Linked DNA regions of Homo sapiens: all the other regions are linked to region 3. The links are chromatin loops, found by intact Hi-C in ENCODE. Cell type or tissue: endothelial cell of umbilical vein. All regions are shown on one strand.

Region 1 (8,000 bases), 81 kb after region 3:
GATTGAGGTTGACTTCACCCAAACCATGTGGGTGGGGAGTGTGGAAGAAAATGTTCCTCAGAGGGGAATCAGAAAGACAGGAGGCAAAAATGACCTCATGTCCACCATGATTTGTCAGGTCCCACAGTGCTGTTCCCAAGGCACTCTTCTTTATGCTGTGGGAGAAAAAAAGAAGGATAAAACTGAGAAAATTTAAGAATCATTATAGTAATAGCTAACTGGACAGGGTATTTTCTATGTGCCAAGTATTACATTAACCACTTTTTTTTTTTTTTTTTTTTTGTGTCACCCAGGCTGGAGTGCAGTGGCGTGATCTCAGCTCCCTGCAACCTCCACCTCCTGGGTTCAAGCGATACTCCTGCCTAAGCCTCCCAAGTAGCTGGCATTATAGGCGCCTGCCACCACGCCCGGCTAATTTTTGTATCTTTAGTAGAGATGGCGTTTCATCAAGTTGGCCAGGCTATTCATCATGTTGGCCAGGCTGGTCTTGAACTCCTGACCTCAGGTGACCCACCCACTTCAGCCTCCCAGAGTGCTGGGATTACAGGCGTGAGCCACCGCGCCTGGCCTGCATTAACCACTTTTAATGCTTTATCCCATTGATCTTCATAACAACCCTATGAGATAGATTAGTTACAATTCCTCCTTCCCAGGTCCCACCATTTTTTTGGCAGATGTGGAAGCTGAGACACAGAGACATTAATTTACTCAAGGTAACACAGTTAGTAAGGGGCAGTGCTGAGATTTGGAACCAGGCAGTTTGATGAGAAAGTCTATATTCAAACTGAAATATATACTGCGTGCCATAGGAAGCAGCGTTTAAAACTCCGAGTTCCTTTTTCCACTCTATTTTATTGCCAGTGGTTAATAAAACAATAACCATGCTCCTTGCTCTATATTAGAGATGTATCCCCTAGAAAATCATGTGCAAATTTAATTTTTATAGATCAAATTTGATTTTACATGTGTAAGGGGATTTACAAGTAAAAGAAATCCTTTAACGTGGCCTATCAGAACAGTATGCTTATTTCTTCATTTTTTTTTTTTTCTGTTTTGTAAATGCTGCTGGGTATACCTTGTATTTTCCAAGGGCTTATAGGACTAGGGAAGCCTTTTTGCAGAGAAACAGCTGTCTGTCAAAGCATAGAATAATGGCAAGTGAAAAAAAAACTCGATTTTTAGCAGCATTCTAAAGAGGTGGTACAATAGTTTATGAAGAATTGGAGAAGGAGGCAAAGGAAGCAAACTGACTCGAATGATGAACTTCTGCTGGTGGCGTGGGAGGTTTGTAATGATGTCAGAAGAGGAAAGCATGTGGCAAAGCCCTGAAATAAAAACAATTAATGAAAAAGAGAAACAATAAATGAAGGCATAACATTTGGATTATGAAAGAAATGTCCAGACAAGCTTACGGTATAGATAATAGCTAATGGTCCATGATGGGAAAGAAGATTTAAGATGATACTGTTTAGAAACCATGGGAGTAAAGCCCTAGAAAGCCTGATCATATGCATTTAAGTCAGTTACAGAAATTCAAATGAATAGTTCAGATCTTTAAGCCAAAGGTCAGCAAACCATTTTTTAAAAGAACCAGCTCTTCAGGCATGGTAGCGCGCTCCTATAATCCCAGCTACTCAGGAGGCCAAGGCAGGAGAATCGCTTGAACTTGGGAGGCGGAGGTTGCAATAAGCCGAGATCGCACCATTGCACTCCAGCCTGGGCGACAGGGTGAGACTCCATCTCAAAAAAAAAAAAAAAAAAAAAAAACCAGCTCTTTTTTAAAAGATGTTAGAAATTTTAGAAAATATTTTTGAGGCCCTGTGCAGTAGCTCACACTTGCAATCCCAGCAATTTGTGAGAAGGAGATGGGAGGATCTCTTGAGCCCAGTAGTTTGAGACCAGCCTGGGCAACGTGGCAAGACCCCAACTCTACAAAATTTTTTTAAAAATTAGCTGAGAGTGATGGTGTGGACCTGTGGTCCCAGCTACTCAGCTAATCGGGAGGCTGAGGAAGGAGGATCACTTGAGCCTGGGAGGTTGAGGCTGCAATGAGCCATTTTCATGCCACTTCACTCCAGCCTGGGCAACAGAGCAAGACCCTGTCTCACAAAAAAAGAAAATATTTGTCCCTGTCTTCATTACTTAACTCTGCCATTATAGCGCAAAAGTAGCCATGGAAAATATAAACAAACAAGTGTGGTTATATTCCAGTAAATCTTTATTTACAAAAGCAGATGAAGGGCTAGGTTTGGCCCACAGGCCATGGTTTGCCAATGTCTGCTTTAAGTGGCTCATCCGGTGGCCAAGGATGCCACTTAGGGCTGCTCTGTGATCCCATCCCATGCTTCTCCCCTACCAGTAGACACACCCAGCTTCCAGCCACACTACACCATGCTGACTTATGAGCCGTATGTCTCCATTTTTCTGAGGATTTACCTCCTTCTCCATCAGTTGAACCCCAGGAGCCTGATGAAATGTCATTTCCTCTTTGAAGCCTCCCCTAAGCCTCATTCCACACTCTAGGCAGAATTATTCATTCTTCCCTCCCCAACCCTGTTTTCTCACAGTGCTTCGCACAAAGCTCCATGAACCGCAAACTTATTATATTATACAGATAGTATGATTCTTCACACACCAGTGAGTCTCCCTGGCTGGATTATAAACTCTTAAAAGGCATGCATCATGTCTTTCTCACCTTGTAGCCCCTGAATATAGCATGAAGCTTTGCTCGGTGAAGTTAGATTGATCAAGGGGTTAAATGTGACCAGTTTTAAAGGCAAACCCATCTTCTCCCTGGCTTTACTTTCTGAAAAGTTGTCAGAGGCAAAACAATTCTAGGTGTGTATTCAAATCGCAGTCATTCGTTTATCTGCTAGGGGCCCAGAACAAGTTACTCAACTTCTTGGAGGCTGTGTTTTCTACCTGGATGAGAGAAACATTGGTATTGACTAACAGCCCAGGCGTGACATGAGAATTGATGCTTTTAATCCTGTTTAGACAGCAGTGTTTCCATAAGCTGCTTCCTCTTCCCAGTTCCCTCCCCCAGAAGACATTAGATCTTCTAGGGCTTTTGCCAGTGAAAAAGGCTGAGCTGAGCAGGTGTCTTGGGGAGTTGTGCATGACAGAAGCCCAGTTAAGAGGGAGAAGCAAAGATGGACATGTATTGGGGTTTGGACCTTACTTTTGCCAAACCTTAGCTATCAAAGAAGGGGGTCCAGGGATAGGGGAGACACTGGGGTCAGGAGGTCAGAAGGAAAATGGAAGACAAGAAGTAGGCCAGAATTATGACTCGGGTGCTGTGAGGAAGGGAGAGTAGTATACCCTGGATGCCCCTGAGGTTAGGCTAGGTTCCCATGGGTCATTGGCCTCCTCCAAGACTGGGTGCCCCTACCCTGTGTCTGTAACAGAAACACCATGGAAGGTACTGTTGCTGCCACCCCCTCATTCCAGCTCCTTTCTTTCTGAAAACCACTGGCCGTGAATTCACACAGGGAGCCTCTTTGTATTGCTCTTTGAGGTTATGTTTATGTGCCCATGCCCTTGAGTGATGGGCAAAACATGTCTTTGATTTTGTTTGAGAATGCTTTTTAATGTTTATTTCACAGCATTTTTTTCCTATGACAGTTTCATAAGTGTATTTGTAGAATAGAGCAATTGAATAATCTCTGAATTTAAAAGTCCCTAAGCACTCATTGACACCTTCTCATTTGGGGCATATTGAGCTTAAAAACAGCTTTTCATAAAGTCTCTAAATTCCAATTTATACTTTAGACATGAACGTCCCCATGGGTCGATTGGATGGAATGAATGTGCTTTGTATGGACACTTAGATACTTCTGTGGGAGGATTTTGTTGCTCTGTGTTTCTCTCATTTCCCCTTTACTGTTAAACTTAGATTAAAACAAACCTTTTGGACTAAAGGCACTTAACCTCAGTTAGAATCACCTTTGCTTGTGCACAAATTATATTGATGTGCTCATTGGTTCTACTGCTGGATTTTACTGGCTTAATAACAGGGAAATTCATATTGTAGGTTGCACTGTGTAGTTGGGAAATTACATAAAAATCATCATCAGGGCACTTAATGTCTTTCTAATTTTAGTTTATTTCTTCATTTGTTCCCGTGTTAGATCCCAGCCTGTTACTTTGCTTCCAGGGTTCACTGTGATCATTTTGTTCTGTTCACCAGAAACTACCATTAACCCCCACCTTCTCTTCTTGCTCTGTGGCACACAAATCCCTGAAGAGCCCCCCAAAAGTAAGTGAAAGGCTGGAAACTTCCTACTTTTATACCTAAAAATGTCCTAGAAGCTGGAAAATAAAAATCTGCTGCCCCTTTCTACTTGCCAAATATGAATATTTGCCTGCATCTGTTTAGGAGATTTAAAAAAAAAAAAAATTATGTTTGGGTACCAGCAGCCCGGTGATGTCAGTGCCACTGTGGGACTCAAAGCCCATTAACACTCAGACTGAAAAGGAAGTATTAAAATTCCTTCAGCTTTACTAATATATTTCTCCCCACTGCCTGTCTCCTGGAGAGGGGACACTCAGTACATTCTCACCTTAGAAAAATGAGAAATTTCCATTACACAATAGAACAGCACAGGGCAAAGAACAAAGGGCTTTGAAGTTAGCCTGAGCTGAGGTCAAATGCAGCCCTCGCCTCTAGCTATCTCAACTTGGGCACATGGCAAAATTTTGCTTCACGTGAAATGAACTAACCCATTGCGTGGAGATTATCACAGAAATGTTGCAGGATTGTTTTGTGGATTGGACTCATGGGGTAATGCATTTAGCACCGTGCTTGGCACATAGTAAGTGCCGAATGAGAGTGGTTGTCTGCTACTGCTTCTTTTGGTGACACAGTTTGGTTGCCGCTGTTGCTGCTGCCACAGCTGTGTTTTATTATAGCTACAGCCTTGATTATACTTCAGGAGAAAAGTTAAAAGTAGAGACTCTATTCATTTTGAATTGTTTAGAACACCACAGCTTAGAAGTGCAGCTCCAAATATTATGTCACAGCCTTAAAAATAAAGTTTGCAAGCATGGTTTCTAAAATAAATATCCACCTTTCTTGGCTACTTAAACCGGGAGCCAGGTGGCTCATTTGCCCAGAGATGCCGAGACATGTGTAATCAGAGAATGGGAGAGTATCCTGGTATCCTGGAACCCAACTCCATGGAGAAAACTGAACTGGGGTGTTAGAAAGGACGCCTGGCCCCCTTCCTTCCTCAGTCAGCTCAAGGTGAGGCCATCAGGGTCTTCCAGCAGTGCTGAGCCCAAGCTAAATCGCCACAGAGACAAAGTTGCCCTTCCCCTTCCCCGTCCTCCCAGCAGCTGCCTTTCTTTGCTCATCTGGCACCTTCCATCTCTCCTCTGCCTTATTTGGGACTCTGTGGCCTGCCTTCCTCCAGATCCGTCATGTCCCTTCTCCCAACCAACTCCTGTCCACCCTGTGGCCTCCTCAGCAAGACTGCTTTTGCTGTTAGCCACCTGAGAGGAAAGCTGGGGAGGATATCAGTGGTGCTGTGGTAGTTCATGGTCATGAGGGGCTTTACTAATGGCAACAGCCCCAAGACTTCAGGTTATCCCATGCAGCAGATAGGACAGGAATCATATTCTGATTCAGTTTCCTGAGATTGAGAGAGGGTAAGAGACCTGCCTGAGGTCACACAGCTGGTATACACCCATGGGTCTTAATTCTAATTCCCAGCATCCTTTCAACTACCCTTTGCTTCTCTAAACAATGAAGTTCTTGCACATATTTAAAGCTACACGGTTTTCAGTATCTTCACCTGTATTCGCTCCCACATCAAATATTCTATAATTACAGGCCGGGCACAGTGGCCCACACCTGTAATCCCAGCACTTTGGGAGGCTGAGGTGGGTAGATCACTTGAGGTCAGGAGTTTGAGACCAGCCTGGGCAACACAGTGAAACCCTGTCTCTACTAAAAATACAAAAAAATTAGCCGGGCATGGTGGTGAGCCTCTGTAATCCCAGCTACTCTGGAGGCTGAGGCACAAGAATTACATGAACCCAGGAGGCAGAGGCTGCATTGGGCCAAGATCGAGCCACTGCACTCCAGCCTGGGCAACACAGCAAGACCCTGTCTCAAAAAAAAAATCTATAATTATGTGGTTTGATTTAACGTGTATACTAGTTTAATGCAGTATTTCCCTAAGTGTAAACTGCACACTGTGATATGAAATATAATTTTAGGGAATATTGAACTTGGCATAAGACAGTATGAACTCATTTAATGATAAAGATTTTCCTTTCCAATATTTATTGTCTTTTTATTACCAATGAGAAAAATCTCAGTTTGATGCCAATACAGCCTTAATTAATATTTCTTGAATCTCTGCTAATCTGTCTTTTTAACAGATGGCAACAATCCCTAGGTAGGACTGAAATGTATTTATTTCAGATGTCTGCAAATTTTCTTAAAAGGCCAGGCAGTAAATATTTTAGCATCTGCAGTCCATTTGGTGTTTTTTTGCAACTACTCAACTCTACTATTGCAGCTTCAGAGCTTCACAATTGAGCATGGCTTTGTTCCAATAAAACTTTACAAACACAGTCACTTGACCTGAAAACCCTGTTTATTTTTTGTTTTTTGTTTTGGTTTGTTTTTTTTTGAGATGGCGTCTTGCTCTGTTGCCCAGGCTGGAGTGCAGTGGCACGATCTCGGCTCACTGCAAGCTCCGCCTCCTGGGTTCACGCCATTCTCCTGCCTCAGCCTCCCAAGTAGCTGGGACTACAGGCGCCCGCCACCACGCTCGGCTAATTTTTTGTATTTTTAGTAGGGACAGGTTTCACCGTGTTAGCCAGGATGGTCTCAATCTCCTGACCTCGTGATCTGCCCACCTCAGCCTCCCAAAGTGCTGGGATTACAAGTGTGAGCCACAGTGCCCAGCCAACCCTGTTTATTTTTTACCCTACCTTTCTATTTATGGCAAATGACACCCCTTTCCCCTTTATAGTAGTAATACAAACATTTCCTCTAAATTTTATTTAAGAAAAAAAATCAATTGAGACAGAAATCGTTAAGTGTGTAGCAGCCTGTGAATATGTGCAAAATTGTGAAGGCAGTACTTCAAAGGACTGAAGTTTGAGAAACACTGGTTTTATATGTTCTTGTATCTTAGGAATAGAAGCAGAGTCTGCAGCTGTGGCCTGAGCCCTCTCAGAGTCTCTGTAGTGCCTCAGTTGCTGGTCAGATCCCACTGACATGCCCCTGCCTTACTGCCTGCCGCTAACCCTTCCTCACATGCTGAACTCTGTGCACAACTTGAGGATGGGAAGGAGGGTCTTGCTTTTTTGCATCCTCAAGGTTTAGACCTTTCCTGATAAAACAAGGGGTCAATGAATGGGTGGATCTGTCACAGTGGATTTTAAGCATCCGGGGGAACTGATGGAGGGATGCAGTATGCTGCTTAAAGCCTGGACTTAAGGGGGAGTCAGATTCATACCCCAGCCCACCACTTACTTAGCTCTGTGTGATCTTGGGCAGGTCACTTAACATCTGTGTACACCAAGTTGCTTGTCTGTAACATGAAGAGAGTAATAGTACCTACTTCATGTGGCTATTGTGAGAAGGAAATGAATTAATACATGGCAGGGGCTAAAAACAGTACTTAGCTAAGCGTTAGCTCCTGTTACTGTTCCGGTATCTGTTATGATACTGAGCCATCCTGGTCTCTAAAGATTGGTGTATTCATTCATCAGCGGTCCTTAGTGATTGTACAGGACAGCTAATGCTCCTTCCGACCCAGTGGTCCCTTTACTCAAAACAAGAAGTACATGTCCTTGGGACTCAAATCTACCCCCACAAAGCAAGGTGATGGGTAGATGGGGCCAGAAGCAGTTTCAGCTCTGAGCCAGGTGATCTGATGTTGGAATTCATGGCACTTCATCGCTTACACAATCAACTCCAAATGTCCAAATGTGTTAGCATGGGCAGAGAGCCCTGCACAGCTGCCCCAGCCTGTCCAACA
Region 2 (8,000 bases), 650 kb before region 3:
CATTTAAAGAGAGAAACTTTCAGACTATATTTTAAAAATCCACTAATATGTTGTCTATAAGAGGCATATTTAAAACAACAGTATTCAGAAATTTGAAAATAAACTAAGAATGCTATATAGATAAATCCAAATCTAAAGAAATCTGGCATAGCCATTTTCGTATCAGGCAATGAAGAATTTAAAGTTAAAATTATGAATGTAAAAGAGGGTTAGTATATTAGAAGAAAAAACAGTAGATTGAGAAGTTACAATAATCATCATGAATATGTGTGTGTGTGTGTATGTGTGTGTATCTGCACAAGGTCGTAAAATACAAAAAGCAACAAATGGATGTACCTCAGTAATAATGACCCTATGTAGAACCCAGATCTTGGTTCCTAGTGCCATTCTCCAGTCAAAGAAAGCAGAGCTCTTGTAGAATGACTTATTCTAGAGCCCAGGTAGGAAATATGTAAGATGAGTCTGAAGCATTTTGTAGTGCCAGACAGAAAGAAGCGCAAAATAAATAAATAAATAAAATTTAAAATTTTTTTAAAAAAATCCCCAAACAAAGAAACAAAAAACTCTACCCCCGTTGATGTGGATGTCTCAAGGGGCACAGGTGCCAACAATATCCCAGTGATTCAAACAACAAAATAAATAAAGCAATATTGGATAATTACCCAAAGTATAAAAGAAATATCTATGAGTCCATATTGATAATGATTGAATACATTAATAAATGGCAGAGAAGAAACAAATATTTTATACAGAACAATTCCAAATAATGTATGTAATTATTCTGCCTTAAAAGAGGGAGAGTATAACTTCCCATTCCTTAAGTGTGGATGGCATCTAGTGATTTTCTTCCAAAGAGTGTATTCTGGAAAGGGGAGAAATGAGCAGCTCGACAGTGGAGAAACCTGACAAACACTGCATCAACCAGGTTATCAAGGTCAGTGTCAAGTCATGAATTATGTTGACATGATGTGATGAAAATGCCACTTTATGCTCTGATATTTTCTCTAAAACACTGATAACCCCTGAATATTGAGGCAAATTCCAAAAGGGGACATCCTACAATATACCTGGTCAGTTACTCCTCAAAACTGTCAAGGTCATCAAAAACAAGGCAAGCCCAAGAAACCACCACAGTCTAGAGGGACCTAAGGAAGCATGATGAATAAATGTAGTGTAGTATCTTGGGTAGAATCTGGAACAGAGGAAAGACAACAGGCAAAAACTAAGGAACTCTGAATAAACTGTTCAGTTAATAATAATGTCTCAATATTGATCCATTCATTGTAACAAATCTACCATCTAATGTGAGATGTTGCATTAATTGATGGGGGAGCCCCACCTGCAGGAGTACATGGGCAGTCTCTGTACTGTCTTAATTTTTCTGTAAACCAACAGATGCTCTGAAATGTACAAGGTCTATTAGAGAAAGCGACAAATGACAGGATTACCGGGAGAAAAAATTAAGTAAAAAATGTACTCCACATATTTTAACGCATTCAAGGAATTGATCACACGGACAAAAATTCCTCACCATAAGCCTGTGCCATAAAAAGAGAATGTGCATTCTTTGTGAGCACACACTGAATATTCATAGCAATGTGGGCCACAAAAGATCAATCTCTAAATGCTGACATAACTCAGGACTCCCATTCAGACCACCTTCCCGTTCGGTATATACTCTTCTCCTATGTGAATTCGTCCAGTTCTTGTCTTTAAATACCAGCTTCATGCTGTTACTGTGCAGCCTGGGTCTCAGCCCTGAATTCCAGATTTGGATATCTACGGTCAATTTAACATCTGCACTTATTTTTCTAATAGCTTGGAGTTGGCACTTCCCAAACCAAAGATCTACTTTTCCCCCACAAGCCTGTAAGTGGCAACACCATCCTTTCGGTAGCCCAGGTAACAAAAACAAAATAAAACATCCAAACAAACAAAAACCTTTTTACCTTATGCATGCCATGTCTTACCCACCAGGAGTGTTATTGGTCCTGACTTCAAGTTATCAGTGATGTAATGGGCTTTGACAACCATAGTAGATTTTTTTTAACATGCCTCATCTACAGGACAAAATTATTTTCAGTAATAATCATGAAGTAAAGAAGATAATAATAATGGCTAGAAAAGAAACGTAGACAATGATTTTTTTCTTTCACCAAACTTCATATATAAAATTGTGTCAGAAAAAAATAAATATTACATGTAAAAAAAAGAATAAAATAAAAATTACAATACAAGCAAGGAAAAAAGTATGAATAAACACTACTTGATTTATTACTTGTTATAAAAGAGACAAACAACTTGTACCTATATATTTGTTTTTGGATTAATGAAGTGTTTGAGCCTTCAGACTCAGAACTTCTGAGTTCTGCAAACTTGTCAATGACTTCAACAAAATTAACTTTCTTTACATATTCATGTTTAATAGAATAGAGCCAGATTTGTCAATCTTCCTTCATAGTTGATTGAAGAATACTTTTTATAAATGTTATTTACATGAATGAATAAATGCACAATTAGTCATAAAAGTCTTAAAGATAAAAGTCCCATTTTACAATAAAACCCAGAAATTTTAAACACAAATGAAAACTCCAAATGGTCACAGCAAATTACAGAATTAAGATAATTCAAATTCTGTCTCTTCACATTTATAATCACTGTGCTATTGTGTATTCTTAATCTCCTATCTAACTGCAGAGATAGGTGGTACCACCAAGTCGTGCCCCTGAAGTGTGCACCAGCAATTCCTCAACACCACGTAAACATTTTCTCAAAACTTGTGCAGGCAACTGAGTCCATTTGTGTTGGACGACAACCGTGCAACTGGAGCTTCTTGGAAATAACTTCCATCTGGCATACAGTGTTTATTAAAGGATAAGAAATTTAAAATATGCTAAATTGTAGCTCACATGTATATTATTAAAACTCAGCAGAAACTACAGCACTTGTGTAGAACTAAAACTTAGACTAAAGAGCTTTTCTTCTCAGAGGAGTATTTTATCACTGACATTATTTACAATTGCAAGTTCATGGTAACAATAAAAAGCAAACTGACTTTTAGTTAGTTTTAATGTCACTTTTGAATTCTCTACGGATAATTCTCTACTTATTGTCTGCGCCTGGAGTAGATGGCATTCACTGCACCCCTTTTGGGATGCTAGTACAAATTATATCTAAATCTAACTTTCTTCATCCCTATTGCTTCCAACTTTAGGAATCCATGATTTTTCTTTAATTATTGCAGTAGGCTCCTAACTTTATAACTGAACTTGCTTCTTAAGTGTTTTCTTTTTTCCTCATCTATTTGTAACACAGCAGCTAGAGTGATCTTTTAAATGGCAGATGAATCAGTCACTCCTCTATTCAAAACCTTCAAATGACATCTCATTTGTCTCAAGGTATATGTTTGCCATGAACATATGCCTGAGTCCATGCTTAAGTGAGCTGCTTCTAAACCACAACTGAATGGCTCTACTTCTGTTGGGTGTGCTTCTACCTGCTCCATTGTCCCATCTGATTTCACTTGTAAACCACAAGCTCCAAGTAAAATTATTAAGAATTTCAAGATGATAGGAGAGCATTCAACCAAGCATGTGGCTCTTCTCTACAACAGAGGTTGCACATTCCAGGTCTTACGGTTTGGAGAAAACAGACTCATCATGCACTCTTGTGAAAGAATCAACTAATGCACACACCCTGGAGAGAATTGGCATTATTTAGACAAGTGCATAAATTCAACAAGCTGATAGTTCCCCTCTGTGTCTATAACCCAGAACACATCTTTTCCAGACCCAGAAAGGAACACGTATGAGGATGTTTACTAAGACATTGCATGTAGTTAATAGAGAACAGGAAGAAAGTGAGGCATCCACTACCAAGGAATGAATGAATGAATGAATGAATGAATGAATGAATGAACGATGGTGGAGGCATACTACGGAGCAATTAGAAGCCATGAACTAATTTGGTGGTTCTTACTCTGGCTGCTCACCTGAGGAAATTTAAAAACTCCTGGAAGGGCACAGTGGCTCATGCCTGCAATCCCAGCACTTTGGGAGGCCAAGGTGGGAGGATTGCTTGAATCCAGGAGTTTGAGACCAGCCCGGGCAACATAGCAAAACCCTATCTTTACAAAAAAAAAAATTAAAAATTAGCAAGGCATGGTGGCATGTGCCTGTATTCCTAGCTACTCAGAAGGCTGAAACAGGAGGATCACTTTAGCCCAGGAGTTTGAGGCTTCAGTGAGCTATGATGGTGCCACTGCCCTCCAGCTTGGGTGACGGAATGAGACCCTGTCTCAAATAAATAGATGAATAGATAAAATAAGAATTATTAATGCCTAAGCCCCTGTGCCTGGATTAATTGATCTAGAATGGGGATTGGTGTTATTTAAAAGTTCTCGAAGTGATTTCACAGTTGAAAACCATTGAACAAAATGGACATACAGAAATTTGCATATATATTTTAAAATTAAAATGTATCTTATATATTTTATATTTTTTCAAAATGCAACAAATAGGGCATATGTAAATTAAGGCCATACCAATATATAAAATATATTTTCCTAGGAAACTTATATCTCCAAAAACATATATTAAATAGGGTAGAGTGGTTGTCATGAAAGAATGGAGAATTATAGGAGATGCTCATTATCAAAAAAGAGAGAAAATAAGAAAGTGGATTTATCCAAATTGTTGATGATGGAGTTTAATTCTCTGAACCTAGGTGTAAAATAAGTAATAGTTACTAAGAACTGCCTGTATGCTAACCACTCTTTTTTCTAAGTGATTTAATTGTATTATTTCATTTAATCATCACACTGATTCTGTGAGGTAGGTACTATTATTATCTCCACTTTGCAGATAGAGGAAATCAAATGCCAGATGGGTTAAATGGTTCATGCAATATCACAGGGCCAAATAGCAGAGCTCTGCTTGACCCCAGACAGAGGGCGCTCAAGCTCTGCACTTAACTGCTGTGATCTACTGCTTCTAACAAAGATAGTGGGGAAAAAAGAGGAAAGGGATACAGAAAGAGACAGACATTGACATAGAGAGCGCAGGGAAGAAAGAGAGAAACTGAGAGATGGTCTGAGCCTGAGGATCCATGCAATCGCGATTTTAAGTAATTATTGATCCTAACTTATAACTGAATTGGCACTAGTCATAAATGATCATTAAAAACAGAGCACTTCTCAATACTTCTCTTTTATTTACTATCAAGATGAGATAATCTGGAAAAACCTAGATTAAAAAGTTAACAGCCCAAAGGTGAATGTTTAAGATATATATTCAAGACACAATAAAAACTATGAGAAAATGACAATAATATGGGTGTACAATTATGGCTTAGAAGACTAAAAAATCTCCTAAGAATCTACAAAGGATAAAGGAAGCATGAAGTAGGCTCCTCTGAGAAGAATCCCACAGAGATGATGTGTGTTTCTCAGTGCATCATAAAAGGCAATACATGATGTCAGTTTGTTTTATGATCGGTAATGGGAACTAGATCACTAGGATTAAAGTGGTATTGGCTAGATTTCTGCACTGTAAAGTTTCTATTTTTCCCTTCGTCCTTAGTAACAATTCTACAGGAGACACTTCAAAGTTACAAAAATATGTTTCTGCTCAAATGTTCACCCACTTATTTTAGTATTCATTGGTTGATCTTGTCTGTAACAATTCTTATTACTGTAGTGTTTAATATTTTCTAATTTCCTTATTCCTTCTAAATGTATTAATCAGAATTCTTCTGTAGGGAAGAACTGTTCCATTTACTTACTTATTTATATCAGCAAGTTCTCATGGATATTTATTTTATTCTATGAGTTATATTCTAATACTATCATTATTTATTTTGTTGTTCAAATTGTTCCAGCTTCAGCCTTTGGGTGATTTTCCTGGCTGTCCTCAGTGTCCTTTCTACCTGTCTTATCCTTTTCTGAATACTTTCTTACTTCCTCGCACCACATGATCTGATGTGCCCTGGGTCGTTTTATTTAGAAGCCAATATCTCAGAGCTGGGTATGTTCATTACTACTGAGTTGTAGCTGTTTCTAGGTTCTCTCAGTGGGCAACCCTGGAAACTATATGTATGTATGTATGTATGTATGTATGTATGTATGTATGTATACTAATCTTTGCAGACAAACACCTCTATATTTCAGTATTCATCTGCATATAAAATAATAAGAAATAAGAGTTTATATGGATACCACACGCTCAAATCTAACATCAGGGGGTTCATCTAGATTTTTCCTCTTCTTCATTTTAACTTCTGTCTCAAATAGTGAGAAACCTACAGTGTATTCATTTATTTGTTCAACTCTGATCCATTCATAAAGTAATTTCAGAATTCTTAACCCATACCACATCAGAAAAAAAAATGTCTACCTAGAGTACTGTAATTGTGTACAGTATACTTCTTTTTGTATTTAACCTTACAACATCTAGTCAGGCGTATTTCTCTTAGCAAAATATATTGAAGATTTATCCAGGTTGTTATATGTATTGATAATTCATTACTTTTTACTGCTGGGGAAGGTTTCATTGTATGAATGTACCATTCTGCTTATCTATTCACCAGTTGAAGGACATCTGGATTGTTTCAACTTTCTGGTAGCTATGAATAAAACTTCTGTAAATATTCACATATAGGTTTTTATGTGAATGCACATTTTCATTTCTTTTGAAGAAATAACTAGGAGTGGGTTTGCTAGTCCATGTGGTAAGTATATGTTTAATTTTTTAAGAAATTGCCAAACTATTTCCCAAAGAGGCTGTACCATCTTGCATTCTCACTAGCCACATATCAGAGTTCCAATTGCTTTGCATACTCACTGGCGTTTAGCATTATTTTTTTAAGTCTAGCTATTTTAGCATTTACATATATATATAAAATATATAAAATTGTGATTTTAATTTGTATTTCCCTAATAATGATATTAATCATCTTTTCATGTGCTGATATGCCAGCTGTTTATCCTCTTTGTTAAAGTCTGTTCTAATTTGTTCTCTGTTTTTTAAATGGATTGTTTGGTTTCTTATTAATGAATTGTGAGAGTTTTAAAAACTGTATTCTAGTTGCAAGTTCTTTGTCAGATATGTGATTTGGTTTGCAAATGTTTTCTCCTGATCCATGCTTGTCTTTTCATTCTCTTAACTTGGCTTTGCTAACCAAAAAGTTTAAAATTTTAAAAAGTATAATGTTAATTGATCTTTAAAATTTTTTGACTCTTGGTTTTGGTGTTGTTTCTAAGAAACTTTTTGCCTAGCTCAATGTCATAATCATTATCTTCTATGTTTTCTTTGAGAAGATTTTATAATTTCACATTTTGCATTTAAGTGTATGATCCACTTTGATTTAATATTTGGTAAGGCAGAAGCTATGGATACAGATTAACTTATCTCATATGGATATCCAATTGTTCTAGTAACAGTTGTTGAAAAGATTATTTTCTCTCCATTGAATTTTCTTTGCACCTTTATAAAAAAATAAGTATATTTGTGTGAATCTACTTCTGGGATCTCTATTCTGTTATATTGATCTTGTATCTATCTCTGTCAATACAAAACTATGCTGATGACTGCAGATTTATAGTAAATGTTGAAATCAGATAGTATGAATCCTCCAAATTTGTTTTGTTTTTCAGGATTGCTTTTGCTATTCTGCTTTCTTTGCCATGTTTCCACACAAATTTTAGAATTGATGTTTCAATGTATAAAAAAAAACCCTATGGGTTTAAATGGGGATTGTGCTGAATTTGTAAAGTAGTTTGGATAGAACTGACATTTTAACAATATTATAAATGTAATCTAATAAATTATGTAGGATAAGTAGGCTAAAAACAACAAAACACTGATAAAATAAATTAAAGAAGACTAAAATACATGGAGAGATATATCATGTATGTGGATTAAATATATTATTTCTCTTTCTTGCCTTATTGCACTGGCTAGGTCGTTCAGTAAGATGTTGAATGGAAGTGGTGAAAGAGGATA
Region 3 (8,000 bases):
TTAATGAATACATGTAGAGGACTTTTACTTTTCACTTTATATCTTTTGGACAAGACTTTGAATTTTTATGAGCATGTATTACTTAAATCTAGATTTATAGGGAGTGATGGAAAATGTGAAAATAAAATTTTAAAAAGGAAAAGAAAGAGTAAAGATCTAGATTTAAAAAAGGAAATGTAAACAAGATGAAATAGCCAAAGATAGGTCTCCCCAAAACTAATGTTGAGACAATGCCACCAGCAGTGACAGTCAGCTAAGAGATGGTTCGCAGCTCACTGCTCAGTACTGAGGCATTCAGCAGGGGTTGTATTTAACTTTCAAGTTGGAACCAACCGAAACTGTTGGGCTTGAAGAGCTGTCTTTATGAGTCATCGACGGCAGAAAGCACAGAAGCACTAAAGAAAATAATTCAGAAATGTGGAAAGAGAAAAGTATGCCCTTGTCTTGGGAGAACAATATTTGTGTGTAACCAAGTAGGAAGACTTTGTGGAGGAAAGTCTGAAAAAGCAGAGAGCTGAAGAGAAAAGAGCCAAATGAAGGACACGGTGGCCAACACTCAAAGTAAAAAGACATTTTTGAAGAAGATGTGTTTCTAGGGTTTCTAAGAAGTCGCTATACTCATGCCCAGAGCCACCTTGCAAGTTCATTTGGAAAGTGCATTGGTGTCTTTTGGTATAAGATCCACGAACATCAACAGTCCTGTTATGTGAGCAGGTGTTCATACTGAAGGGCCACAAGCAAAGTTTCCATGTGTTATTACTGTTAGAACTTCCCCCGCTCCCTTCCAACACAAAAGCAGCTCTGCCTGCTAGTATGGAAGCCCTGGGAAGAGCCTCATACTTGCCTCGTGCTGCCAACATCTCTGCCTTGGCTTCCCTGCTGGAACACACAAGTCACTCAGTACTAGCCATTTATTCTTCTGGCAGAACTGTGGCAAGAGGGGATTAACAGGGAAAAAAAATTAAAAAACAAACAAAAAGCCAAAACAACATGAAAGAGCTGGGCATGTCTTTAAAACAATCAGTGTCCACCTCCCCCAGCCCTGTGCCTGTGTCTGCCTGCACTTTGCATGTCTGCCCCTGTGGTGGGGGGGGATATGTCTGCGCCTCTGAAAATCTTCTTATTTAGACATCACAAGGTATTAGCCCAATTTTGAACACAGCCGGCTGCAGTACGGTGCACAGACACGACTGCTCTTTCTTCAGAAAACTCTCCAGTTCAAACATGTTTGCAGAGCATGATTCATGGTGTTTCTTTCTGGATTGTCCAGTGGGTAATTGCTGTACGAAAACCAGAGAAACAGATGTAGACCCTGAACCCTGGCTATAAATTTTTGTTTTATGATTATGGGTTTCAAATGTGCTGTGTCACACTGACAAATATACAGTTACTCTGAAACAAAATGGATTTTACTCTCAAAGTTTTGCTTTTTGTTTTTCACTTTTTGTTTGCTTGTTGGTTGGAAATACATTTATTAGATCATTGATCAAACACAAAGAAAATAGAGATGACACATATCAGAATGTTATTTTATGCCATAACAAGAAGATATTTGGGAAAGTTTCTTCCAACCCTGTGGCTAATGTTTAAAATGGGTGTCAGTAGTTTACATTTCATTACGGACAAATCGGTCTATTTTTCACTTTCTACCCTACTCATTAATCTTTATAGTGCACGGATCTGTATTTAAAGAATTATGGCTTATTTATGTATCTTTCCTTCATTTTACTTAAAATGAAGAATTTGGAGACAGAATCAAGTTTTCAAGAAGTGTAAGCATTTACTGATGAAGAAATAATTAGCATGTGGCTAAATCATGGGTCTGTTTTATAAATTAATACTTGGATTAAGTAATAGCTCTAATTATTGCTATCAGCATAATTAATTCATGATGAGGAATGATTAATTGACTAGCGAATATTGTCATATTATAAGAAACCCATACTATTCCTTTCATGGGGATTTAAATACTGATTATTCATTTCAAGGCCCAAGTTCATTTCTCAGTTGAGAACTTCAAGGTAATTATATATTTTACATTTTCTTGCACAAAGAAAGAAAACATCGAGTCGCCCAACCTTTACCACACACAGAGAGAGACACACTAATGTTGTTATTTTTGTGCAATGATACAGTATAGAGGTAAGAAATTCGGAAGCAGTGGTCTCGCTCAATGAGGCTGATTCCATAGCTTAAGAAATGAGAATGAACAGAATTTTGAGGACACCCATCCCCATCTTCACTTCCCTGGGACCAGTGCATCTCTACTCTTTGGAGAGATGTTAAGCAAGAATGTGCAGCAGCCTCCCCTGGATAACAGATCCCTGTACACACATACCTGTCAGTGATGCCATGTTTCTCATCTCTAACTTAAGTTTCTCCTGCTCTACTTCCAATATAGCTGTTTCCTCTTCTCTTGTCTAACAACTTTTCATCCACCTCCACTGTCCGGTAAAAATGAACTCAGTTTCCAAGGAACTCTAAGGACCTTAAATAAGCATTTGGAGCCATAAGCCTCATGGACCAAGTAGAAATTGGCACATAATGTAGTGCTTTGTGTATCTTTACAACTACCTTAATGACAGTGTGTTAAATGTTTTGTAAATTCCTCTGTGTTCTCTTGCTTAAAATGTGTGTTTTCTTTGTAGTTAAAGGGTTTCTTACAATAAGTCTCTGTTACAAAATGATGGCCATATAAAAGAGAGAAGAGAGGCGCAAAAATAACAAACACAGATTCAGCAAAAATCTCACCCCTTTATTGCCCTGAACTTTTCAATAGCAAGAACTGAGCTTGCTGGGCTGAAAATTGTTTTAATGTACCTTCATAAAAGGATCTTTGACTTGGTAAGTGTGTGCGATGCATACTTTTCATGTTACACCACAAGTGCCACTTAGCAACTCCACTAGACAGGGCAGTGTTTCAGCATGGGGTGGGGTGCCCCCTGACAGGCTTTTAAAAGGCCCGGATGCCAATGCACATTCCAACACTATCCACAAAAAGGAGACTGGAGCAGTGCTCTTCCCTGCATTGGGCAAGGAGACTCTCCCTCCCTGCCTAACCACTTGCCTGCCCTGTTTTGTGGGAGAATTACAAGTAAATGCTACAGAGGCAGTGGAGAAAAAAGGGTGTTTTAATTCCTCTCCAGAGTTTCCTTTATTTGATGTATGTTGCATCCTTTAAACAAGTTGTGCAAAATGGCTGCAGGGTAGATTGGCTCTCCCTTTTAAAGCTCTCCATCCGGCTGGGTTTATTTGTAAATACTGCATCTATCCTTCTTAGTGTTTTAGGACTGGCTGGAAAGACTCTTCTTCCTGTAGGTTGGGTCAGTGTGAGAGATCTAAAAAATCATTTTCCCTTAAAATTACTGTATTTTAATAAAAGGATTGGGCAGGGGCTGGAATGAGAGAAAACTGGTCCTTCAAAATGTAAAACTGTCATACTTAAACCAGTTTACAAAATATGCGTTTAATTATGTGGTGGGATGTGTGTAGGTGTATGATGAGAGAGGCAACCAACATGGCTATTTGGGGTGCAAGGATGTGGGAACAGGCAAGTAATTTTCACATTGGACTTTCATCCTAGGGAGCTGGGTTCTAGTCACAGCTCTGAGCTGTGTGACCTTGGGTAGGTCTCATCTCCCCGGGGTTTTGTTTCACCAGTTGAACAGTATGAGGATGAGTCACAGCTAACATTTGTTCCATGATATTTACCCAGCACCATACAAGTGTTATTTCTGTCCTCCCAGTTAACACTGACGTGGGTAGTATTATATGCCCATTTTACAGATGAGGAAACTGAAGCCTGAAGAAGTTAAATACTTATCCCAGAACACACAGCTGGTAAGTGGCAGACCTGGAATTGGAATCTAGTTCAGTTTGATTCCCCAACCCATGCTCTTGACCACTATACTGTTTTTTCAAGTCCAGATCTGAAATCTCATTTTCTGTGTGGCTGTGTGTTTGGGACAGGGGTAACCAATTCCTGACTACTCTATATGCTGCATAGAACCTGGAGAGGATTTTTCAAAGTAAATGAATCTCGAAAGCTGGATTGCAGAGCAAACGAGTGCAGTCAATTCAGCCAGGGGCTTGCAAGAGGGAGAAAGAGAAAAAGACTGTGGAATGGAAAGTTTCCCAACCCAAGCCTTTCCCAAGGGGTAGCCATTCTCTGTTCTACAGTTTAGGGCTTGCATGTGCTTTTTCTGGAGTGGAAAAATACATAAGTTATAAGGAATTTAACAGACAGAAAGGCGCACAGAGGAATTTAAAGTGTGGGCTGGGGGGCGAGGCGGTGGGCGGGAGGCGAGCGGGCGCAGGCGGAACACCGTTTTCCAAGCTAAGCCGCCGCAAATAAAAAGGCGTAAAGGGAGAGAAGTTGGTGCTCAACGTGAGCCAGGAGCAGCGTCCCGGCTCCTCCCCTGCTCATTTTAAAAGCACTTCTTGTATTGTTTTTAAGGTGAGAAATAGGAAAGAAAACGCCGGCTTGTGCGCTCGCTGCCTGCCTCTCTGGCTGTCTGCTTTTGCAGGGCTGCTGGGAGTTTTTAAGCTCTGTGAGAATCCTGGGAGTTGGTGATGTCAGACTAGTTGGGTCATTTGAAGGTTAGCAGCCCGGGTAGGGTTCACCGAAAGTTCACTCGCATATATTAGGCAATTCAATCTTTCATTCTGTGTGACAGAAGTAGTAGGAAGTGAGCTGTTCAGAGGCAGGAGGGTCTATTCTTTGCCAAAGGGGGGACCAGAATTCCCCCATGCGAGCTGTTTGAGGACTGGGATGCCGAGAACGCGAGCGATCCGAGCAGGGTTTGTCTGGGCACCGTCGGGGTAGGATCCGGAACGCATTCGGAAGGCTTTTTGCAAGCATTTACTTGGAAGGAGAACTTGGGATCTTTCTGGGAACCCCCCGCCCCGGCTGGATTGGCCGAGCAAGCCTGGAAAATGGTAAATGATCATTTGGATCAATTACAGGCTTTTAGCTGGCTTGTCTGTCATAATTCATGATTCGGGGCTGGGAAAAAGACCAACAGCCTACGTGCCAAAAAAGGGGCAGAGTTTGATGGAGTTGGGTGGACTTTTCTATGCCATTTGCCTCCACACCTAGAGGATAAGCACTTTTGCAGACATTCAGTGCAAGGGAGATCATGTTTGACTGTATGGATGTTCTGTCAGTGAGTCCTGGGCAAATCCTGGATTTCTACACTGCGAGTCCGTCTTCCTGCATGCTCCAGGAGAAAGCTCTCAAAGCATGCTTCAGTGGATTGACCCAAACCGAATGGCAGCATCGGCACACTGCTCAATGTAGGTTTATTTTTTTCCCTTCTTCTACCAAGAAAAAAAAAATTGTCTCTCTTGCATGCAATAAAGACGTTGGAAATAAACTGCATTGGTAGCAAGACAAAGGATTTAATGATTTAATGCTGAAGGGGTGTGATATGCTGGCATGCATATTGATTCCCTTTGCTGAAAATTTCCTGTTAGATGTTTTCTTCCCAAATAACCCCTCCCGCCCCCATGCTCCTCTCCTTACCAACCTTATAGTCTCTTGAAAACAGTTTTTAAAATATGCATAAAAATGTGGGGGGTGGGGAGTAGAGGGTGACCACAAGACTTTAAAACATTCTTCAAGTAGGGCAATTTGACACATTTTGCAGTTTTTACTAAAATGTATGCAGAGTGGAATTTAACTTTGCTGTTCTTTGGATTAGCTACTAGTTGTATAGGTCCCCCCACCCCTTGTGTATTCCAACAGTCCAAAGTAATTAAAATATGACATTTTCCTTGAAAGGAATTTAGTTTAATTAAGGTGGCTGCTGCTCCCGAAGTTCATAAACCACCAGTTCAAGCTGCCGCTTCCAATGTTTTCCTTGCTAAGGAAAGGCAATATTTCTTAGCATTGACCCTGCTGCCACCTTTCCAAGTCACTTTGTTGGTCTAAGAAGTTGCTGTTTTGCTAGAAAACTACTGGCAATGAACACCCCTTGGACTGAGCCATCCATTATTTCCATATCTTGCAGTTCAGCCCGGAACGTGGACATCAGTTAAAGGAAAGGAAATATAAGTGGGGTAGCCCAATTTAAAAAAAAAATATTGACTATTTTGTTATCTGATGCTGACACAGTGCCGAGGTACGCACCTGGTCAACAGTAGCCTGGCTGCAGGCTTGAGAAATGATCAGGAGTCCCAGAAAATCCCACCTTCGGGTGGCTGTAGTGGGAGCCTGCAGGATGCTTCGCCGCCCTGACAGTGATTTAGATAAATGGCTCAGCTATCTATCAAAATGTTTTTAGTACTTTATTTGACAATTCATTGGAGCATTAGCCTGAAAATGACATTTTAAATCTTTGTTTTCAAAGAGGTCAAAGTTTAACTGGAAGAAATTGAGTTTTCCTAATAACATGGTGGCTTATCTAAAGAGAGAAGAAAAAGGGGAGAGGGGACAATGACAGGATTTAAATTGCCCTCTCTGAAACTTTTTCTTAAGAATAAAGACTTGCTTCTTGGGCCGGGAAATCAACAGGTTTGTAGCTGAAAAATCAATAACCATTTGATGCCAACAGCCTGGCTGTCTGACTTAACATTTTGTAGAGCCATAAGCAGGGCAAAAAGAATATCGTTTTCAGAAGGCGCCTTAATCTTCAGCTGCTCCCCAAATGCCTTTTCTTTTTTGGTGCCCATTTTATTTCTGGAGAACTCAAAGAAACTGGAGTGTTACAAAATAATTTTCTAATCCAAGAAGAGACTTTTCAGACCTGTCCTCTTTGTAGCAATTAAAACAGTATGAACAATTTCTGTTGGAATCCCAGGGAACTGGGGCTCTCTGAAACTTTTTCTTGTTAGAGAAAGTGGTAATGAAACATGTTTTTTAACAGAAGGAAAAAATATGCTCAGGATCCTCGCCAAAAGTTATTAGACCTAATAGAGTTTTTACATGTAGACATTCTTCCTTTTGTAATTAACCTTCCAAAGATGCCTATTAAGTTGTAAGAGTAGGGGGAAAAGCTTTGTTTGTTCTTGGACAAGTTAAACAAGGGATTTGCTTTATCTAGGGAGAGCGAGCGGTGAATGTGTCATTCGCCTAAAACTACCCGATAAGCAAGAAGTGTTGATAACAGCAAAGTTTAGCTAATCAAAGAAACTTGCATTAGACAAAGTAAATAAAGGCATTTGACAAAGGGATTTCAGAAATTCCAGTGTCTTATTTTTGTAAGCAGGGCAATTAGTTCTTATTGTGGTCAGTTTCACAAGAGTTTGAATCCCACACCCCAACTTTAGGTTAAATGAATAAAATGTAAATATTGCTTGTGCCCTTGCAGAGTTGCTTTACCCTCATAAACCACTTTATGATGGTCAGTTGTTCCAACGATTTTTTTTTTTTTTTAGCATAAATAAAACTAAAACTTTTTTTTTTTTTTTTTTTTAGAGATTCTAACAAATGTCTTGTGCCATGCAGTGTTTGGTTCAGGGTGGTACAGCTAGTTAGGGCTATTGAAATAAAAGTATATTAGGGCTACATTTGTGTAAGTAAGAACATAACCACAACCTTTTCCATTTTACTTAATGGCTATTTTGACGAGAAGCAGATCTGTTTTTGCTTTTAACACAGAGGAAACAGTGGGCAAAGAAGAAAAAGTACTAAATTCCAACCAAAACTATTTTCTGCTTTGAGTTTTTTTTATGGTGTGTGTGTGTATGCATAGTAAATAAAGTAAGACCTTTGAACATGGAGCACACCATCACAAGCTCACTTTGAAAGGTGTTAAAATATTCCCTTTATTTTCTTTTTAATTTTAAAGGCAGAAAAATGATATGCCAGCCAGCTGCCATTTGTAGTAGTGTCTGTGAATTGCTTCTTATAAGCATTCAAAGTCAGGATTAGGGGACTACTAAGGGAATGTGGTCTAAATATTACGATTGACGACTGCCCCTGGAAGGTATAGGAGTCACTAAATTTCTGTTCAGATGTCTCCAGGATTATCTTGGTTTTAGGCGGCTCCAGATGTTTT

What was found. Hi-C counts contacts between places; a loop is a spot of excess contacts. Peaks named below come from ENCODE experiments on the same cell type or tissue, not always from the same donor. Only the 100,000 strongest peaks of a DNase experiment are listed, where the experiment ranks them.
Region 1: a loop joins it to region 3, with 6 times the contacts of the local background. A loop is called at or near these places in 9 of 110 quality-filtered maps.
Region 2: it touches region 3 in a loop (8-fold over the local background); 6 of 110 quality-filtered maps call a loop at or near these places.

What each region holds. Positions count from the first base shown.
Region 1 is chr3:25,504,510-25,512,509 of GRCh38, forward strand. The region is part of intron 3 of RARB (retinoic acid receptor beta); the gene reads left to right. Among named protein-coding and RNA genes, the nearest start is that of RARB, 80 kb to the left of the region's middle. In endothelial cell of umbilical vein, no CTCF peak of the experiment used is centred here; DNase peaks (open chromatin) are centred at 4,542 and 5,562; H3K27ac peaks cover 2,826 bases.
Region 2 is chr3:24,769,023-24,777,022 of GRCh38, forward strand. The region is part of intron 1 of LOC107986070 (a long non-coding RNA gene); the gene reads left to right. Among named protein-coding and RNA genes, the nearest start is that of THRB, 280 kb to the left of the region's middle. In endothelial cell of umbilical vein, a CTCF peak has its summit at 4,938; a DNase peak (open chromatin) is centred at 4,959.
Region 3 is chr3:25,423,594-25,431,593 of GRCh38, forward strand. RARB (retinoic acid receptor beta) reads left to right here and starts at 4,670. Exons shown (of 8, transcript NM_000965.5): 1 at 4,670-5,295. The coding sequence starts at 5,139. RefSeq lists an enhancer at 3,731-4,568. In endothelial cell of umbilical vein, no CTCF peak of the experiment used is centred here; DNase peaks (open chromatin) are centred at 4,598, 5,948, 7,118, 7,748 and 2 weaker places; H3K4me3 peaks cover 4,078 bases; H3K27ac peaks cover 4,203 bases.